2 separate regions of the Homo sapiens genome follow, and region 1 is linked to region 2. The links are chromatin loops, found by intact Hi-C in ENCODE. Cell type or tissue: MCF 10A. All regions are shown on one strand.

Region 1 (2,500 bases), 300 kb after region 2:
TTTTACTTGCCTTTTGCCTTTGGAAATCTTAGTTGTTCTCCTAGGCCCCACATAAACTTTCAACTTCTCTGGGACTTGGTCCCTGATCTCTCCAAGTAAAAGTGGCCTTTTGCTGGGATTACTCCTCATCATGCTCATTTTACTTATTTGAGACACTTAAATCATTCTCCCACAAATTACATAGATCCTGGTGCTTTCCTACTATATTATCATTTCCTGGAGAGCAGGGACCATCCCATTTCTTTTTCATACTATATCCTCCGTAGTGATCAACATAGTGCTTTATGTAAAACAGATCCTTGAAAATGTAATGAGAGGATGTGGTACCAAATGGAAACAAGATAGGGATGGGAAATGTATAAATTCAGGGAAAATATTACCACTCTTCATCTCCCACTTCCAGCAGACAATCACTAACTTTTCTCACCAGGCTTAGAAATAGTCTCAGAAACCTTCTCGACACAGAGCGCCAGGCAATTGGTTCCAACCCACTGGAGTTTTCATTCTGTTAAAATCAATTAGCATCCATAGATGAAGAGAGAGCATAGTTTTGCCTTTATCTTAATGCTCTGTTGTGCTGGTTAAACATCTCTTTATGTGCCAAAATCTCACTTCATCCAGATAAATAAATTTATGTTTAAAGATTGAAATGTCGTATCTTTCAAAAAAAAAAGCTACTTTGCTCTTCACATATCTCTGCTATATTTTTAAGATTCAAAATCCCTGGTGAAGAGAGGAACACAGCTCCAGCCCTTAGAGCCTTACCTTTAAAAGTAGGCAATTTGTCTGAACCTTTCTTTTCCTCAAACATCCTACCACTGAAAGTACTGCAGTTTCCCGAATTTTGGAAACAAATATCAGAGTGTGATCTCACCACTTACTAAACTAGGCTAAAATGCCTTGGGAGATGTTGTGTTAGATAGCACAGTTGTGTTTTCTATGAACTGCCTCCCATCTTAAAAGAATTTGAATGTTAATAAGCCACATACAATGGTGTCACTGAAAGGGCATATCATGCCTTGATCATTTCTAGAAATGAGATTGAAGCCATGATGATTAAGTGGCTCAAAGGTTTCCATAGGCACGCAAAAAATTATACTGGTTTATTTAATTTGATGTACTCAAGCAACAGATCGCACCTGATACGCTCACAGTCACTTCTTAGGCTGCACTGCCACCTGGTGTCCTGTAGAGGCATGAGTTTCAGGGAATCCTTCAAGGTAGTTTTTAGCTGGATGAATGTAGTCTTAGATTTCAAAAGTGCAAGCAGGTTGTGAAGTATACCATTTTCATTCACTACATTTCTGTATAGGTTTGTTTCTTCATCAAACACAGGGATTAGCTTCTTGAAAACTCATATTGTTTAGGTGTATGTGTGTGTGTGTGTGTGTTTGTCTACATAAAGAAACCTTAATCTGTGAAGAAAATAGAGCTCAGGGAAATAGTGTGAGAGGAACTGTAGGAATCATAGTAAATATAATAAAGACAGAACTCTAAATAAATGACAATATCCATGATATTTTACATATGGAAATAATAATGACTACAGCACCATTAATGTATATTTATTAATCTTAGTATGCTAATGCTGACCCAACTTCCATTTCTAAGGCTGTTCCCCCGCCTGTCTCTTCTAGAGAAGCTGTAAACACTAAACACTCAACTTCCCAGTTGTCCTACATCTGGGGGCAGCCTCTTCCAGTTCTCCTTTTCCTGCCTGGAGTGCCCACTTGAGCCTGGAGATATAGCAGCCCATGAGTTCATGACAATCATGGAAATGAAATCTGACATGCTCTATGTGGCAGAGCAGAAAGACTGAATTTGCCTGGGCTCCAATTAAATTACTGAACTGCTACACCAGCCCTGGCTGACTTCTTGGGAGTTACTACTGTATGAGAAAAATAAACCCCTATTATTTCTTTAAGTTGCTGTTAAGTTAGTATTTCTGTTGTTACTCCAGAAGCCAGTTTCTAATTAAGTAGAAAACCCTGCTTCCCTGAAATTTGAGTGAAATGCTTACACATTAGTTTTATTTTACTTTTTTGCAGAACAGAATTGGTGTGTGTGTGTGTGTGTGCGCACACACACACACACACTGCATCCTCCAGCGAACTTCTCAATGCTGATGTGGTTTTATGACTTCAGTCATTGACAGCATGGTTCTAGCGTCCTCTGAAGTGGAAACTGTCATTTTTTCTTATACTCCTATTGACTCTCCTGTCTTACTTGTGGCAGGGCTGCAGCCTCAGGCATCTGAAGGACAGATAAGCACATTCCAAGGAGGGGGAAGAGCGGGAGCAAAGAGCATACACTTTTGATCCGAAGAAGGCCCGTGTTATGGTTGCAGAGTGAACAACTAGGAGGCTGGCATAAGATGAGACTCTCAGGATAAGCAAGGGCTACATCATGTTATGGATTAGACTTGATATTAAATGTAATGAAAATAGTTTTTACAAAGACTTAGCAGGATCCCAGCAGGATAAAAGTCATATTTCACAAA
Region 2 (2,500 bases):
TGAGAATGTGTCCAGTTTACATTCCAAGATTGCCACCTGAATCAGGGTGCCTTTATAGCAGCCACAGTGGTCTGGTTAGAGCCCCAGTCACAGATGGATGCTGAGACTTAGCCTGCAAGTGCAAGTCCTGGGGCAGTTAATGTGAGAAAGGGCCAAAAAGCACTACAATTTCAGGTAAAACATGGCTGGGGGTGGGGGAAGGGGAGTGATGGAGAGTCTATATAGTTTTGATCAGAGTTCAGAGTACAGGCAGCCATCACTCATTCACTACTTAGTCATTCACTCACTTACCCTTGCTAATGTATCAGCAGGAGTCGGTGGGGGGAAGGGAGGGGGTGGGAGGGGGGCAGGGCACAGGTGTAGGGATCTAGGCCCAGAAAGGCTATTTAGAGGCTTTCACCTGGGAACTAGGCATGGGATGAGAGGGTGCTGAGATGTAGTAAGTATAATAGCTCAGGCACTTCGTCTGGGTAGTGTATCTAGACACCAGTAGCAGGAGTGACCTTGGCATTGAGCTGTCATTTTCTGAGTCAAGAGGATCATCTAGGCACAATTCATTCGTCTTTTCTCTTCCATCTTCCTTATGTCTGATAATTACTACCATTCTTCCATTTATCCAGGATCAAAACTTCTGAGCCCCTTTGTATGATCTTCTGTTGGGTGTTCCTTCAACTTTAACTTTTTATTCTTCCTCTTTGCCCATGATCAATGGGTCCCTAACGGATTGTGGGCTTTTCCTTCACATTACTTTCCCTCCCATGATCTTGGTCCAGTCTCATCACCTGTCTCTTAGAGTATTGGGTGGCCTCTTTAATCTCTTTCATTACTCTGGTTTCTTCATCTTCTCCATGCTGCATACCTATGTCTGATTACTTTCTCCACAGCTCCTCTGATTGTGCCTTCTATGTTTGAAAAATAGCAACAAATCTCCATTGGCTTCCTGTTGGCCATTAAATGCCTATCTTCTTGTCTTGGATTTTAAGGCTGCCTACACTTGCTTCCACCTAAACTTTGCTGCTTTGTCTGTTACCTTGTTCCATTCACCCTAAGTTCCAGTCAAGCTGAACTCCTTACTGACTGTCATATTTGCCTGATTTTTTTATGATCCTTTCTTCTTTCATATTCTTTCCAGTACTCTAAATGTTCTCATTTTTATCTGTTGAAATCCCATCTTTTCTTCAAGATCCAATTCAAAGACCATCCCTTTCAATGGAAACTTCTTAGGTATTTCCACCTAAAAGAGTTCCTGCTTCTCTAATTCTGTATAAGAGTTAGTGGGGTGCATGTCATTCCTTGTGGCATCACTGATTTTTTTAAGTGGGGAATATGCTCCCCAAAAGCATTGGGCATGACAGATCTTTATTAAATGTGCATTGATTTTATGAATAAATCAGATTGGGATCCTTCATATATTTCTATCATGGGTCAGAACTAACGTCATAGTTACTAGGTGGAACTCTGGGTAAATAAGTTTGGATTGTGACTCATACTTTCAAATGGCTTTGCAGTTCACTGCATACTCCCACACGTAGACTCTCATTTGACCCTCACACTGGCCGGTGTAGAGGCCTGTGAGGTCAGCAAGACAGATGGCATGCATGGCAAGAATCAGTAAGTACATAATTGCTTAAATCATTGACTCTGCCTTTCTTTTCTTTTTTTAGTCCCTGCAACATGGAACTCAAGCTTTGGGTGGAAACACTGAGAGTATTTTAGCTTTAATCAGTGCTTCAATCTCTGTGTTTCCTCTACTCAAGCCATTAATCCTGGAGGTGCTTAGTACAGTATCAGATGTATTTGCTCAGGGTGGATCATTCTGAATATTTGATATTCAGGTATCTGTGTGGTTGTGCATCATTTGGCTGTTTGGCGGTGTTTTGCCAAAATGGTTTTGAGAGTAAGTTTCTTAGATTGCCTAATAAGACCGAAGTGCATTTTCAGGACTGTCAATAGCACTTATGCCCAGGCATATCAGGGTGCTTCAAAAGTTATGTCCAGACTTTAAGTTACCTGAGGAGGCAAATCTCTAAATCCTTCCCAAACCTGGTGGCTTTCAATGCTAAGAGGCACAATTGACAGGGTTGAATCAGTCATTAGTGAGGGCCGCCATGCTGGGGCCAAGTTCAACTTCCAGCAGCAGCAGCTTTAAAGGCAGATTTCAGACTCCCTGGAGACACTGGTCCAATGGAGTAGGTGAGCATTTCTTAACCATGGCACTATTGATGCTTTTGCTGTAGGGGCTGTCCTGTGCATTGTAGGATGTTTGGCAGTATCCCTGGCCTCTGCCCACTAGATGCCAGTAACATCTCATCTTCCCCTAGCTGTGGCAACCAAAAATGTCCCGTGTATGTCAAAATCACCTCTAGTTGAGAACCACTGGTAAAGAGGTAAGATTAAGAATCGTGTTTGTGTTCTGTCACATTTAGCTGTGCCGAATTGCTCCTCTCTGGTTCAGTGTCCTTGTCTGTAAAGAGATGAGATTCAATCTGAGAACGAATGT

Evidence for each region. Peaks named below come from ENCODE experiments on the same cell type or tissue, not always from the same donor. Only the 100,000 strongest peaks of a DNase experiment are listed, where the experiment ranks them.
Region 1: a loop joins it to region 2, with 2.8 times the contacts of the local background. A loop is called at or near these places in 7 of 110 quality-filtered maps.

Annotation. Positions count from the first base shown.
Region 1 is chr7:31,743,153-31,745,652 of GRCh38, reverse strand. It overlaps a transcript of PDE1C not described here. Among named protein-coding and RNA genes, the nearest start is that of PPP1R17, 57 kb to the right of the region's middle. In MCF 10A, a CTCF peak has its summit at 1,184 (motif pointing left); a DNase peak (open chromatin) is centred at 1,162.
Region 2 is chr7:32,042,899-32,045,398 of GRCh38, reverse strand. All of the region lies in intron 2 of PDE1C (phosphodiesterase 1C), which reads left to right. Among named protein-coding and RNA genes, the nearest start is that of PDE1C, 26 kb to the left of the region's middle. In MCF 10A, no CTCF peak of the experiment used is centred here; a DNase peak (open chromatin) is centred at 1,548.